2 separate regions of the Homo sapiens genome follow, and region 2 is linked to region 1. Evidence: read pairs that join two places in POLR2A ChIA-PET (ENCODE). Cell type or tissue: CD4-positive, alpha-beta T cell. All regions are shown on one strand.

Evidence for each region. ChIA-PET counts read pairs that join two places held together with the same protein. Peaks named below come from ENCODE experiments on the same cell type or tissue, not always from the same donor. Only the 100,000 strongest peaks of a DNase experiment are listed, where the experiment ranks them.
Region 2: POLR2A ChIA-PET joins it to region 1 with 19 read pairs; 10 of 35 experiments call an interaction of 5 or more read pairs at or near these places.

What each region holds. Positions count from the first base shown.
Region 1 is chr22:38,729,520-38,737,519 of GRCh38, reverse strand. It overlaps GTPBP1 (GTP binding protein 1), which reads right to left. Exons shown (of 12, transcript NM_004286.5): 11 at 7,858-8,000; 12 at 3,933-6,908. The coding sequence ends at 6,816. SUN2 (Sad1 and UNC84 domain containing 2) reads left to right here. Exons shown (of 18, transcript NM_015374.3): 18 at 1,140-2,786. The coding sequence ends at 1,253. Among named protein-coding and RNA genes, the nearest start is that of SUN2, 22 kb to the left of the region's middle. RefSeq lists an enhancer at 5,324-5,373. In CD4-positive, alpha-beta T cell, CTCF peaks have their summits at 3,833 and 4,033 (motif pointing left); DNase peaks (open chromatin) are centred at 1,669, 3,211, 3,341 and 4,099; H3K27ac peaks cover 1,685 bases.
Region 2 is chr22:38,677,484-38,685,483 of GRCh38, reverse strand. TOMM22 (translocase of outer mitochondrial membrane 22) reads right to left here and starts at 3,527. Exons shown (of 4, transcript NM_020243.5): 1 at 3,389-3,527; 2 at 3,043-3,161; 3 at 2,488-2,605; 4 at 63-1,717. The coding sequence starts at 3,505. The coding sequence ends at 1,643. It overlaps TOMM22-DT (TOMM22 divergent transcript), which reads left to right and starts at 3,628. Exons shown (of 2, transcript XR_007068097.1): 1 at 3,628-3,758. RefSeq lists silencers at 3,184-3,233, 3,624-3,693 and enhancers at 3,424-3,493, 2,540-3,739. In CD4-positive, alpha-beta T cell, a CTCF peak has its summit at 3,631; a DNase peak (open chromatin) is centred at 3,543; H3K4me3 peaks cover 1,612 bases; H3K27ac peaks cover 1,200 bases.

The DNA.
Region 1 (8,000 bases):
GGTGACAAAGCTATGTCCATTTGACTAACATCACTATATGACTCGAAGGGGCGAGCCTGGGCCTGGGAGACCCGTCAGGAAGTGGTTGAGGGAAAGCAGCCAGAACAGGATAGGTGGGGGAGAGGGGCGTTGGGAGTGAGGACAAAGACGTAGCAGGGAGGGTCGTGAATGTCCAGTTGGATGGGGTGGGAGGAAGAAGCCACTGCGATGGGGGCTGATGTGGAGCAGGGGGCAGGTCTGGCTGAGTCTGAGGCACCTATGGAACAGTCCAGTGGAGCTGTCGGGGGAGCCAGAAAGAACTGAGTTGTCATCAGCTCTGAGGAGGTAACTAGGCTGCAAGAGAGGTTGGGATTTCTCTTTAGGAAAGTATAGAGGCCAGACGAGGTGGCTCATGTCTGTAATTCCAGCACTTTGCAAGGCCAAGGCGAGGGGATTGCTTGAGCCCAGGAGTTCAAGACCAGGCTGGTGAACACAGCGAGATCCCGACTCTACAAAAAATGTTAAAAAATTTAGCCGGGTGTGGTGACATGCACCTGTGGTCCCAGCTACTGGGGAGGCTAAGGTGGGAGGATCCCTTGAGCCCAGAAGGTTGAGGCAGTGAACTGTGATCACACCATTGTACTCCAGCCTGGGTGACAGAGCAAGACCCTGTCTCCAAAAACAAAAAAAGAGGGTAGAGGACAGAACGATGTGCCAGAGAGAAGGGACAAGCCAGGAGTGTGCTAGGCCTGTGGCATCTGCCCAGGTAAGATATGCTGCTAACACCATTCCCAACACTGTGGCTAGACAGAGGCCCGATGGGCACTGGAGAAAAAGAATCAAGTGTGCCCCACATCAGCATCTATGAAGCCCTCTATGAAGGTGGTTCTATCTGTTGATCACAATAAAAAAACGATTGTGGATGAATTCATTCCGGTTTCAGATGAAGTGTGCTACAGGTGGCCCCTTAACCCACTGGCTGGAAACACTGCTCAGGAGGCTAAAGATAGGAGCTTTTGAAGCCTGGTTCTCTTCAGAGCCCCAGGGAAGGAGCAGGGGAGCCATCTGGCCCTAGGCGAGGCTGTCTCCCCTTCCCACCTTCTCTGTCAGTGAGGCCTCACAGGTCTCTGATGCTCTTAATCCCTTTCTTCTCTACCCAGGCCCCTACGATGGCCACGTACCAGGTGGTGGAGCTGCGGATCCTGACTAACTGGGGCCACCCCGAGTACACCTGCATCTACCGCTTCAGAGTGCATGGGGAGCCCGCCCACTAGCCCTGCTTACTGGTGCCTGCTGCCAGCCATCTGGGAGTGGGTGAACAGCACCCCGCCGCTTCCCCCACACGCTTGCTCGGCGCTCTGACTTCTAGGAGCACAAGAGAGGAGCCTGTGGCCCCATGCAGATGAAAAGGACGGGCAGGGTCTCCTGAGCAGCAGGTGGCTCGAGGCGGTTAGCAGGCTCCAGCAGCTCCCTTCTTCCTTCCCTCTGTGCCCGTGGCGTCTGCTTCCCATCCTGGGAGTGTGTATATATGTAGCATATCATGGGGGACTGGGAAGTTGGGAGAGGTAGGACCTGACTGGTCTTGGCTGGGGTCAGGGGCTGGTGCCTGGGAGCTGATGAAGCAGGTGCCAGGGCTGTGGGAGGGGCAAGCTACGGCCTGGGCTAGGTGAGCTGCCTCTGCCCCTGGGCAAGGAAGCGAGGCCCTCTGGGAGGAGGGTGCTTAGCTCCAGAGCAGGATGGGACTTCCCCAGGCAGGAAGCACTTGATGGAGAGCTGCCCAGCTCTCCTACAAGGTTAGTGCCCTCCACCTAGGGAAGCATGAACCACAGGGTCCCTGAGGGCCTTCGACAAAAGTGTGTATTTGTCCCGGGGAGGGTAGCAGTGGGCCATGGGGCTTCTTGTGCCCTAAAGGGGACTGGCTGCTGTGATCTTCTAAGGGGCCCAGGGCCAACCCTGTAGGCTTCCCCTCTGCTGGGGACGGTAGTTGCTTTTCTCTCTCCTGATGCTAGGTTGGGGCCCACCCTGCTCCCTGTTCCTGCTAGGGCCTGCCAGTGCCCCTGAGCTTGCTTTCCACATTCTCCCAGGGTATGGAGACCTAGACCTGTCTTTGGGGCCATTAGCATCTGGGGTTATAGCAAGAAGAGTGGGGAGCATGGAACTCCTGGGCTCTTGTGGGGACGTTCAGGGTATCGGGGTGCGAGGTCTGTCTGCACCGGCCCCCACATCTAACCAGGCCCTGATGTAGGGGTCGTCCGCTCAGGCTGCCCCCTTGGGCTCTTGCAGCTCTTGTTCAGGTAGTCGCCCTTCTGGTTTGTTCTCTGTGGGGCAGTTGGTGGGGGCTGGGGGAAGAGGCTGGCAGAAGTTACCCTGGATAGGGAAGGGGGAGGAGGGGACTTTTAGAGCCAGCAGGCCCCACTGTATTATGTATATATTTTTCAAGGTCTGTTTTTCTAACTGAAAAGCTAAGGGCTTGATTCCTAGCCCCGTTCTGTGGGGCACTGGGTGATACTCAGTTTCTTGTTCCTGGCCGTGGAGAGGGGCCTGGGGCACTGGTTCCGGCTGTGTCTGGTGGTCTGGCTGCGGGGAAGGGGCAAGAAGGCGGGCAGGCCTTCACTGCAGCACTGAGCCTCAAATCCGCTCTGGAGCATGAGGCTGGATGCAGTGGTGGTGAGGCCGCCCCGCTCCATCCCGAGGCAGCCAGGGTTTGTTTTGCGCTCTCCTGTCACAAATGCTGCACTATTGGTTCTTAAGTTTTTTATCTCCAGATCCTAATTTATGCCTATGCAAAAAATAAATGACGCCCAAGAGCTGTGGGATGTGGCTTTCATGTGGCTTTTGCCTATCACCTAGGGCAGCTGCTCTTGGGCAGATGAGGGAATGAATTCTTGGCCAAACGAATGTCCCCAAAGACTTATTCCTGAAGTTCAGAAACCCACAACTTTCAGCTAAAGCCCAGTTGTGGTGGGGGATGGGACCTGAGGCAGGTCTCCTCCAGTGTTTGTGGGTCAAGGGCTGGCATGAGGAAGCAGTGAGGTGGCTTTATTAGCTGTCATTGATAACCCATCACAAAGGGTGGGGCGGGAGCAGTGGGGCTTTCCTGTCTCTCAGTACCACTGAACAGCAGCAGAAAAAGTTACACTTACCTACCAGCCACGTCCACTTGGAGTGCAGTGATTCTCCTCCATGGGAATTCGCTATTTGCCCCTTGGACCTGTGACTGGGAAGGGACAAGGAGGTAGGTCCCTTGAACAGCCAGCAGCTTAGGAGAAAAACAGGCCCTGACCTTTCCCACAGATAGCTCCCCAGACCTGGTTCGCGTGGTTCTCTAGCCTGATCCTGGAGCCTCTCATACTGACCGTGGCACCTGGCCCAGGGCTGCTCCTCATCATGGCTGAGAAAACAAAGGCAGAAAGCCAGTCAGTAGGGAGGACTGTGGAGACAGCCACAAGGCAGGAGCTGGGTGAGGCACAAATCCAGCCCCCAAAGCCTTGGGCCAGCTCCTCAGCCTCTTGGGAGACAGCTGGTCCTGTGCTCACTCCCCTTCACTGACACCTGCTCTGCCTCTGACGCCATCTAAACAAAGGAGACATCCCCACGCAGCACCAATAAACAAGCCCCTGGAAGTTGCCACACACTGTGGCAAGAGTCCAGAGCCTGGGCTGGGCACATGCCCTCTGCCCATCTGTACATTCAAATCCTACTGGGCCCTCACAGCACAGCCCTCACACTGCCGGCTCCATGGTACTTCCCCCAACCCAACTAAACCTGTGCTGCCCCTGTGCGTGGCATATTCATCCCTGTGACCTTCTCTGTGCCAGGGTGGCTGATAAGCCAGAACAGTCCTGACTGTGGAGTCAGGGGTCTGGCCATCCCCATCCCACCATCACAGGCCTTACTCCTGGGAAAGACGCCACAAACACCTGCTGCACACACAGAAGGGTCAGGCCTTGCCATTGGAGGTGATTGGATTAACAATTTTATTCTGCATCCACTACAAAAGGGCTGGTGTTTTGTTCCAAATGTTTAGCTGGGAGGGCTGTAGGGACCCCTGTTACCCCCATTAAACACAGTAAAGCATGGATCCAGTCAGCCCCCTGCTGGCAGGTGTGGGCCTGGCAACTACACAGATCCAACCCCACCCTCCTGGGTGCGGCCAGAGGCCAAGGCAGTCGCCCGAGCTCCTGAATCCCAAGAATGGTTCTGGCAAGTACTGCTGTTTGTTTGTAGGGGCAAAGAGTTAAAATAAAACGAGGTTCTGCCATGGCTAAGCCTTGTGGAAACCAGACCCCAAAGCCCCTGCCATGCCAGGGGTCTCAACGCCAGACGCTTGTTATGGAGGCACCAGCAGGTAGTGGCCCCTGTAAGCAGGGCCAGAGTCGGGACAAAGAGCAGGAGTGAAGCAGCCAAGAGACAGAGGACCAGGCTGGAGCCAGTGGGCACGCAGGAGCCTGCCTGGGAAAAGCCGGGGGGCAAGGCTGGCATGGGAATGAACACCTGCTGGTGACACCTCTCTGAGCTTCAGTTCCCTTAACTAGAAAAATAGAACAGGCCCGGTGCGGTGGCTCATACCTGTAATCCCAGCACTTTGGGAGGCTGAGGCGGGTGGATCATGAGGTCAGGAGATCAAGACCACCCTGGCCGACATGGCGAAACCCTGTCTCTACTAAAATACAAAAAGTTAGCTGGGCGTGGTGGCGTGCACCTGTAGTCCCAGCTACTCAGAAGGCTGAGGCAGAGAATCACTTGAAACTGGCAGGCGGAGGTTGCAGTGAGCAGAGATCACACCACTGCACTCCAGCCTGGCAACACAGCGAGACTCCGTCTCAAAAAAGAAAAAGAAAAACAGAACAAACATCGACCTCAGGGGCGGCTGCTGGGAATGTCAACAGGAGCGTGTGAGACTCCTGGCAGTCCCAGCCAGAGCTTTCCTTTGGAGCCTGCCCAGGGCACAGAGGTGGCAGGGTGGCTAACGGTGTGCAGACCGCTCACTGAGCAAGCCTTTCCCTTGTGTAGGACACCCCAGGGCCTCACATTCTCTGAATCCACACAAGGTGATGGATGGCTTTGCCTCTTGTAAATGAGAAAACTGAGGTTCAGAGAAGGTTTGTAAGCTTGTCCCGTGTCACCAGCTGGTGAGGGAGCCTGAACACGGAAGCCATGCCTGCCTGACTGGGAAAGCTGGGCTCCTCACAGCACTGCCCTGCTCCCAGCTGTCGCCAGGGGCCCCAGGGCAGGCAGAGCAACTGCGTTCCCGTGGCAGCACCTCCACCTGGAGGGGCTGGGCAGGGAGCACCACACTGTCAACTTGGAACAAACTTTTATTTTGAATGCTGGTCTGATCAGTCCACGGCCAGGGGTAGGTGGTAACTAGAAACAGCTGGAAGGAGGGAAGGAGAGGGGACCAGCAGTCCGCAAGCAGGAGGAAAGGAAAGGGTTGGGGACAGGAGGAGGCAAGGCTGAGGAAGGACCCAGCCAGCTGGGTGTCTGCCCCGGCTAGAGAACGAACCACCCCCACCCACCAGCCTACCCTCCATCTGTGGCTTCAGTGCAGAAGTCAGTCCAGGTGGGTTCAGGCCCATGCCACCTTCTCTGGCCTGCACAGTCCCACCCCAGGCAGGGGTTCTTCCAGAAGGCTAAATGCTCTGTCCTAACCCTGGAAGTGTCCTTTCACTAACCCCTGCCTGCCCGCCCCACGCTCCAGTTGGGTCTTTCAAACCTGGAGCTCAGGCCTTCACTACTGTGCTCCTGTAGCAGCCACAGGGGTGGCGTGGTGGGGAAGATGGGGTTCTAGTCTCAGCCTGGCTCAGGGAAGATGGGGTTCTAGTCTCAGCCTGGCTCAGGGGAACATCCCTCCACCCCTCCAACAGGAGGTGCTACAAAACATGATCCTGAGCAGACCCAGACCCCCTTCTGGTAACCAGTGCCTGAGGCCCAACAAGAAGCGGGGTGATGGGAGGCTCCAGGCCGGGCAGATCAGCGAAAGCTGAGGGCAGCCAGGGCCGGCCCAGGCAAACGCAGGATTGTCTCCAAGGGGAAACCCACCAGCTGTCTTTGGGTTGGTGGCAAGGGTCAGGGTCAGGGCCCGAGATGGGGAGAGTCCTATAATCCCATCGCCATTCCCCTCCACATGTCTCCAGGTTACAACCAGAGAGCTTTTGGCATGACCTGAATCTGTGGGCTTAAAGGGAAAAAGGAGGAGAGAGAGAAAAGGGAAGCCACTACTTTCTCCCTGTTAAAATGCCCAAGTCCTAGACTGGGGGTTCCTGCTCTGGCAGCAGCAGACACCAAATCCCAGAAGCCCCTCCACCCGGTCTGGCTCCATGGAAGGTGCCCCTGAGTGCCAAGAGGAGCAGCAAGATAGGGAGGGCGGCTCCTTCCCCTCCTGACATCCCCTGACCGCCCCGAGGATTCTCAGAGACAGATACGCAGGCAGACAGCCATGGAGGAGAAAAGAGAGGTTGACAGGGCCCTGGGGGTGGCACTCCTGCACCACACACACACACACACACACACACACACACACACACACAATAGAGAGAGACAGAGACATATAATAAACAGAATAAAAACTAAGGGCCCAGATGTACAAAAAATGTGTGAGTGAGGAAGAAGGTGGGGAGGACAGTGAGAGATGGTCAGTCCTCCGGAAGTCTGGCTACCTTCGTCAGCTTATAAATTACAACCCCCCTGGAAAATGGGGGTGGGGGCAATGCGGAGGCTCCGGCTGTGGCCTGAGCGGGAGGGCTGGGTGGCGGTCATAGCTGCTCTGCCCATCTGGTGGAGTGGTGGCCAGAGATGATGACCCCTTGGGTGGTGAGGGTGGGCCAGGGGAAGGTTCAGCAGCCGCTGGCAGGAGTCACACAGGCCCCCTGGGACTTCACCTTGTGGCGCTGGCCCCCTCGTCGCCGGCCTCCACTGCTGGGCTTAGGCTGAAAGAGAGAGAAGGAGCTTGAGAAGCACTGGCCCATCAGGAGCAGGGCCAGAGAGCAGAGGTGCTGAGCAGCGGGGAGACAGGGACGGAAGATGCGTGAGCAGGCTGCGTGGTCCTCACCCTAGCCTGACCAGGAATTTACTGGGTCACTCTGCATGCAGCACCTCCCCTCTGTCTCTAAAATGGAGCCAGTGCCTGCCCTGCCTTCCTTACAGGGTGGGTAGGACACACATGATGAGGGTGTGAGAAGCGGCCGTTCAGAGAAGCACAAAGCAGAGCAGGAGAGAGAGAAAGGAAGCGAACGAACCAGAGGAAAGACCCATGGGAGACAGATAACAGAATGGACAGACAGATCCAGGCATAGCCTCCTTTTCCAATGAGGGGACAATGGAGAAAGATGCTGGGGAGAGGGGTGCAAGGGGCACCAGGCCTTCATCACGCCAGGAGAGAGTGCCTGTGGGAGACAGCTGGCAGGAGATGCCGAGTAAGAGGCGCACTGGCACATCCCAAAGCCACCTCCCCTTCAGGATGTGTGCACGTCAGGGAGGGGACAGAGGAGGACCCTCTAAGGCAGTGTCTCTCAAACCTGCTGGACTGCAGTGCACACATATATCACTTGGACACTCACACCAGCAATACTTGCAATACTTAATCTTACTATGAAAGGGAAGCTTCGACATTTTTCTGTTCTATTTTATTTCATTAAAACCAAATGCTAGTTAGGGCCAATTAAACTGGTTTCAGGTGGGCTGTATTCCCTGATTTGGAAGCACTGCCTTATAGCTTCTAGAGACAAATGCCTCATTCTTAGGAGCACTTCAGTGCCAGAGCTGTGGAGGAGACCCTCTAGCCAGGTTTGAGGCTTGCCTACATGTCACCCTCACCGAATCAGAGTAAAAGCCACAGCCCCCACCACCATGCCGAAGCTGCGAGGGGCCCGTGCTCACCTGAGGCTGGAGATTGCTGGACGCAGCTGGTTGCCCTGCCCCTACAGAGGAGGCTTCATCTCCAGGTGGGGGTGCTCCTACTGCTGGCCCACCAGACGGGCCCCCCTCGTCTCGTTTCGTCAGGGGGCCCTTTTTCGTCGACT
Region 2 (8,000 bases), 52 kb after region 1:
CCTGAGAAATCCAGACAAAATAGTCACTGAAATGGGATTTGGTTCAAAAGATGTCTCTAAGACATTTTTCAGTCTATTTTAATTTATAAAAACTAATCTTGACAATTTGAAGAATCCACCTAAGTACAAGTTTGTACCACACTGGTGACTAGTGTTTTTCCCTAGTTAACAAGTGAAAGATCATGTATACCCAGCGGGCCTGGGCCCAGCCCCACCATCCCGAGCGCACAGCAGCAGTGTTCTGTAGCTGGACTGCCTGGATTTGAATCCAGGTCTAGCACTTAACTCTGCAGCCTTGAGCAATTACCTTTCTGTGGCTGTTTCCTCTTCTGTAAAATGGGAACAGTACCACCTAGATTGTAGTGTTGGTTGATCTGATAAACACACAAAAGGCTTACTCTGGCTGGGCGTGGTGGGTGACGCCTATAATCCCAGCACTTTGAGGGGCCAGAGGCGGGTGGATGGCTAGAACTCAGGAGTTCAAGACTATCTGGGGCAACAAGGCGAAACCCTGACTCTACCAAAAATAAAAGAAACTAGCTGGGCACGGTGGCGTGTACCTGTAGTCTTAGCTACCCAGGAGGCCAAGTTGGAGGGGAGGTAAGAGGTTGCAGTGAACCCAAACGACACCACTGTACTCCAGTGAGACCTGATCTCAGGCAAAAAAAAAAAAAAAAAAATTCTGTCCCCCTCCCCTATTCCCCAGAAATCAGTACTATGTTATTCCCTACAAATACTTTATAATTACACAGTGTCATTATAGACTAAAGAAGTACATAGACCCAATCCTTTGTTTTAGGCTGATGGATCTCAAAGTGACTGCCTAAATTCAGGGCAAAGATTGCTATGAAGTACTTGGCTAAAAATGAATTTTCACTTGGAAACAATTTGGGCCTATGGCTGTTAAGATGGAGGTGCTGCTGGTTTAGGTGAGAAAATGTGAGGGGCAGTACATGTCTCTGACGTGGTCTCATTTCAAGGTACTTAGGATGACACTTTCAGTTGGAATCATTTTTAATATTTAAATACAAAAAGTGAGCACTGACTTCTCTTTTTTTAAACACACACACAGGTCTAACAGCCAAAATGTGCAGAGGAAATGAGCTCCTGCTGTCTTCCATAGTCCCCATTCTGTGGCTGAAGCTGCAGCCTGCCTCCCTCCTCTCATACATAGGGATTCATAGTGGCCACTTTACACTACAGGTGTAATGCATTTTGTCTGTTTCACATTGTGTGCATGTCCTGCCCCAACAACTCCATTCTTTAAAAAAAAAAAAAAAAAACAGTCGTTAATGGTCAGGGGCACATCCCTCCCACTGGCATCGGTTCCTACCCCACAAGGGGAAAGTGAGATCTTCCAGTTAGGAGCAATTTGGTGAAAGGAGTCGGGTGACCAGAGCTGGAATAACCATCTGCATGGCTGCACTCTGGTATCAGAGTGGAGACAGAAGTAAGGATAGTGTGGAGGGCACAGTTGCAAGTTGAGTCTTTCCATGAGACAATGTGGGGATAATTCTCCCCACCAGGTTTAGATAGATCAATGTGCCAAAGTTAAAAAAAAAAAAAAATCCAAATTATCAGCAGTTCAAACACTTGAATTTCAAACTTATCCCACTGAGACAGCTCAAACAGCAATAACAATCTAGATCTTTCCAGGAAGTGAGGGTAGAGCCCCTGGCATTCCTCCTGAGAGCCCTGTGTTAGGTCCTAGAAGTATCTGGAAAAGAAAAGGAGGGGTGTAAGGCATCATACAGGCCTAGAGAGCTTATTCTCACCATACCTGATGGGGCCAACGTCTACAAAAATAATACTGAAAGCACAGTCAGACAACTAAAAGAGCATGGGCCCGATCCCAATCCCCACCCACACATTAACTGTTGGTCAACTCAGGTGCTACAACAGGAGCCCTCAACCCCTGGGCTGTGGACTGGCACTGGCCCATGGCCTGTTAGGAGCTGAGCCACACAGCAGTAGATCAGCAGCAGGCAAGTGAGAGAAGCTTCATCTGTGTTTACTGCTGTTCACCATCGCTCACATTACTGCCTGAGCTCCACCTCCTGTCAGATCAGCAGCAGTGTTAGATTCTCATAGGAACACAAACCCTTGTGAACAGTGCATGCGAGGGATCTAGGTTGCAAGCTCCTTATGAAAATCTAATGCCTGATGATCTGTCACTGTCTCCCATCACCCCCAGACAGGACTGTCTAGTTGCAGGAAAACAAGCTCAGGGCTCCCACTCATTCTACGTTATAGAATTATTTCATTATATATTACAATGTAATAATAGAAATTCAGTGCACAATAAATGTAATGCACTTGAATCATCCAGAACCCCCCCCCCGACCCCCGGCCACCCCCAACCCACCATCCATGTAAAAACTGTGTTCCATGAAACCAGTCCCTGGTGCCAAAAAGGTTGGGGACCAATGTGTTAGTGAAATAACTTGCGTCTCCACCACTGGCAAAAAGCCCAAGGTCTGGGCTCACCTGCCGCTGCTGCAGTTGCTGCTGTTGCTCCATTTGCAACTTCTCCGTCTCAAAGACAACGGGAAGAACCAGGATCATAAAGGAAGTGGTCCCAATCCACAAGGCTGCCCTGGAAAACCTGCAGAGGAAAATCCCCAGAGGGTGAGCATGAAGACATGCAAACAAAACAGGCAAGAACTACCCAGTAACCAAACCTCTCACATTACATACTCCAATGTTTTTGATAAACGTATTCTACCCGCTCCTTACACCATACTCCTACCAGAGACAGGAGGAGCAGCTATGGTAGCTGTATCATCTAGTGATGGCGGTTTAACATTCTCCTGAGTTCTTACAAAGCTCCTTATTCATTAATTATCTCCAACAATCTGAAATAACCCCCACAACTCCCCTGCCAGGTAAGAATCCCCATTTTACAGAAGAGGAAACTAAGAAAGGATAGGGTACAAGCCCAAGGTCACCCAACACGGGTCTGCTGCTTCCAAACCCCGTGTTCTTTCACAGCACCACGACCATCCCATGCACGTACCCAGTGCCTTTGCCCTCGTTCCTTACCTGTACATTTTCTGAGCCACAAAGAGGGAAAGATCAAAAGTGGCTCCGGCCGCGGACCGGACCCTCTCCGGAAACATCTCCGTCAGGCCCCATAGTCTCTCCGACAGGGTCTCATCTAGCTGTGGTGGAGTAGACGCGGGTCTTAGCCGAAAAAGCGACATCCATTCCTGGCCCCGCTGCGGCACTGGGAGCCGCCGAGCCCCACTGGAGCTAGGGCACCCAGGGCCCAGCAGGGCCCCTAACCCCGCCTCCCAAAGCAGCCGCTTCGCTCCGATCCCGTACCACGCGGATCCCACACCCACGAGCGGGCCCGCTTCCCGCTCTGCACCCCGCGAGGCCCTAGTACCTCCTCATCGTCGTCCTCCTCCAGCTCCTCCTCAGGCTTCTCCGCGTCGCCTTTCGGGAGCAATTCGTCCGGGGACTGGGGTTCCCCTGCACCGGCAGCAGCGACGGCGGCAGCCATGACTGTAGGGGACACCGGAAGCGGAAAGGAGGTGAGCGCAGCCGAACGGCGGACAGAGCTGCTTTTCCGGGAGCCGAGGCGCGAGCCGGGCGAGAGCGGCGCCCTCTAGCCCCGGGTCCTCCAGTGCCCGCAGCGGGTCCGGCAGCCCTGGCCTTATCCGGGCGTCGGGGCTTCGGCGGGCATTAGCAGCAGCTGAGAGGCCTGTGAGAGGTTCTGGGGCGCCACCGCAGTCATTCTGTTCAGCGGGTATAGGGTGAGCTCAGAAACTTGCTTGTTTTTCTTTTTTTCAAATGCGTTGTTTTAATTCCAGGTAATAGAGTTCAGGGGAGAACAAAGATCAAAGGGCTGACTCTGGCAAGATTCTGGGGGCTTGTTTTACTTTAAGTTCACAGCTAAGGTAGGAGTGGCTGAGTGAAAACAACTCAAGAGATGATGAGCCACTGTATTTTTTTTTTTAACAAAAGTTTATTCTTAAATTTACAACAGGCTCCAAGACAACACTTTATTCGAGCATAGGTGGCCAAAGATGTGGCCGGGAATAGAGATGTTTAAAGACGAATGGAGTCAGGCCCACCATCACCGCAGGCCCAAGGGACAGTGGAACAGGTCGCTTTTTGTAAGATTTTAGCTTTTTGTTGTTGTTGTTGTTGTTGGTTTTGTTTTGAGACGGAGTCTCGCTCTGTCGCCCAGACTGGATGGAGTGCAGTGGTGTGATCCCGGCTCACTGCAAGCTCCGCCTCCCAGGTTCAAGCGATTCTCCTGCCTCAGCATGCACCACCAACCACGCCCCGCTAATTTTTTGTATTTTTAGTAGAGACGGGGTTTCACCATTTGGCTAGGCTGGTTTTGAACTCCTGACCTCAAGTGATCTGCCCGCCTCGGCCTCCCAAAGTGCTGGCATTACAGGCATCAGCCACCGCACCTGGCCTATATATAGTTATATATTATATATAATATATATTTTATGTGTGTGTATATATATACGTATATATGTATATATATGTATATATGTGTATATATGTATATATGTGTATATAGGTATGTGTATATATGTATATATATACATACGTATACATATATACGTATTATGTATATATACATACACACATATACACACACACACACACACACACATACATATATATATAAAGACAGGGTTTCACTGTGTTGCCTAGGCTGGTCTTGAACTCCGAGACTCAAGCAATCCGACTGCCTCAGCCTCCCCAAGTCCTAGGATTACAGGCCTATGCCACTGCGCCCCACCTTGCCGGATTTCTTAATTCGGCCTGTGACCAGGGCCAAAGATTTATCTTCCTTGTCCATCTCCTTGGCCTGCTTCTTGGGCTGTTTTAGAGAGACACTGATCCAGTTTCGTTTTCCTGAGCCATGTTTTACTTGGTAGGAATAAATTAGTGTCTTGCAGGTCTTTTGGGAAAACATCAGGTAAATCTTCCCTATGTACCAAACAAAGGTAAGAGTTAACACCTAAATACCAGGTGCTCTGGTGCCTGTGGGTGTGGGTGGGTGCGGTGTGTCCTCCTTTAATCTTCACAGCAGCTCACTGGGGTAGGCACTGTTATCCCCATTTTAGAAATGAGGAAACTGAGGCATAGTACATAGATTTCTAGTAAGTAGGTGAGCTGGTCAGAAAGTATGCAGATATAAATTTTTGTTTGAGTTTGTGTGTTTGTTTTTGAGATGGAGTCTTGCTCTGTCGCCCAGGCTGGAGTGCAGTGGCATGATCTCAGCTCACTGCAACCTCCTGGGCTCAAGCGATTCTCCCGCCTCAGCCTCCCAAGTAGCTGGGACTACAGGTGTGTGCCACCATGCCTGGCTAACTTTTTGTATTTTTAGTAGAGATGGGATTTCACCATGTCGGCCAGGCTGGTCTAAAACTCGTGACCTCAGGTGATCCACCCGCCTTGGCTTCCCAAAGTGCTGGGATTACAGGTATGAGCCACTGCTCCCAGCCTCTATCAGATGCTTTCATAATAGTACAGTAAATGGAAATGTCCTTGTCCCACACCCTCCCCAGCATTAGGTGTTATCCATCTTTTTACTTTTTGCCTATATGATGGATGTAAGTGCTTCTTTTTAAAATGTGCCCCATGTTATTAAACAGGGTAATTTGATAAACACCTTTAGCCAACTGAACCTGGAATCAGAGACTCCCAGGATGGGAGAGTCCAAATCCTTCTGTGATGCATGAGGATGCAGTAATGAGCATTTGTCCTGTGTCTCACACTCCTTCCGATACAGTCCCCAGGCCTCCCTTTCATCTTTGGACAGGGCATCTCTATCAGACACTTTTTTGTGTTTGTTTGTTTGTTTTTTGTGATGGAGGCTGGAGTGCAGTGGCGCAATCTCGGCTCACTGCAACCTCTGCCTCCCGAGTTCAAGTGATTCTCCTGCCTCAGTCTCCTGAGTAGCTGGGATTACAGGCATGGCCCCGGCTATTTTTAATAGAGATGGGGTTTCGCCATGTTGTCCAGGCTGGTCTCGAACTCCTGACCTCAAGTGATCCAGCCTCCTTGACCACCCAACATGCTGGGATTACAGGCGTGAGTCTGGCCTATCAGACAGTTTTCATGTGACAAAAGGGTACTCCTGTATGATTCCATTATATAAAGTTCAAAAACAGGCAGAAACCAATCTATGATGAGAGGTCAGGACAGTGATTCCCTTGAAGGGGTTAATTTTGGAAAGGGGCAGGAGAGTAGCTTCTGGGATGCTATGGTTCTCTTAGGTCTGTGTTGATTTTGGGTAATTCATCAAGCTGTACACTTATGAACTATGCTTTTTTGCCTGTGTTAAAAAGGTTACTTTTTTAAAAAGAGCGGGGCTGGGTGCGGTGGCTAATGCCTGTAATTGCAGCACTTGGGGAGACTGAGGCGGGTGGATTACCTGAGGTCGGGAGTTCGAGACCAGCCTGGCTAACATGGTGAAACCCCCTGTCTACTAAAAATACAAAAATTAGCTAAGCGTGGTGGCAGGCGCCTATATTCCCAGCTACTCGGAAAGCTGAGGCAAGAGAATCCTTGAGCCTGGGAGGCGGAGGTTGCAGTGAGCCAAGATTGCGCCACTGCACTCCAGCCCGAGCGACAGAGTGAGACTCTGTCTCAAAAAAAAAAAAAAAAAAAAAAAAAAGCGGGCTAGCCCTTTATAATTTCGAGGGCAGCTTAAGAGCCCAGTGCCAACAGCTTTTAGTTCTTTTATGGGTTCATTTAAGAAATGCTAGAAGACTAATGCTATTGAACGTAGAGGGACCAATCTTATTTGAAAAGCACAGACATTAGTGACTCCAAATGGAAAGTAATTCGCAATGCTAATGTGGAGAAGTTTTAGGAAAACCAATGAATTTTGCTTATATTCATAAGAGCAACACATGATTTAAAAAAAAAAAACCTGTTTAAGGATGAAAGAGCTCTTTCAATGATTATAGAATTTCCAAGGGATAAGAAAAAATACTGGAAATCATGCAATGCAGAGTGTTCAGAACTTTGGGAGGAGATGAGATGATCTAGAAAAGATAGAGTGAGGCTGGGGGCAGTGATTCATGCCTATAATCCCAGCACTTTGGGAGGCTGAGGCAGGTGGATCACCTGAGGTCCAGAGTTCGAGACCAGCCTGGCCAACATGGTGAAACCCCATCTATACTAAAAACAAAAATTAGCCAGGCGTGGTGGTGAGCACCTGTAATCCCAACTACTTGGGAGACTGAGGCAGGAGAATCGCTTGAACCCGGAAGGCAGAGTTTGCAGTGATCCAAGATTGCACCACTGCACTCCAGCCTGGGCGACAGAGTGAGATTCCATCTCAAAAAAAAAAAAAAGAAAAGAAAAGAAAAGGCAGAGTGAGAACAGAAGACAGAGCCCTGGCCGGGCGCAGTGGCTCACGCCTGTAATCCCAGCACTTTGGGAGGCTGAGGCGGGTGGATCACGAAATCAAGAGATTGATACCATCCTGGCCAACATGGTGAAACCCCATCTCTACTAAAAACACAAAAATTAGCCAGATGTGGTGGCAGGCGCCTGTAGTCCCAGCTCCTCAGGAGGCTGAGGCAGGAGAATTGCTTAAACCCGGGAGTTGGAGGTTGCAGTGAGCCGAGATCACGCCACTGCACTCCAGCCTGGCAACAGAGCCAGACTCTGTCTCAGAAACAAAAAAAAAAGACAGAGTCCTGTGGAATCAGACATTTAAAGATTGGGGAGAGAGGGAAACCAGAGGGCTGAGGAATTGCTGAAGTCTTCAAGAGGAAGGCTCAGCAGCAGAGATGACATGGTGAGACTGGTGCCAGGATGGAGGTCGCATCAGTGGACAAGGGTGTCAGCAAGTGAGTGGCAATGCCCCATGCTAGGAGCCCAGGTGACTGCCATCGGATGGGAGAGGCAGGTTCAAGAACGCTGGGCTCTTAGCTCCTCTACTCCCCATCTCTCGAGCCCAAGATTTCCACCTTGCTTGTTTCTGTCCTGTCAGAATTAGAAACATGTGATAT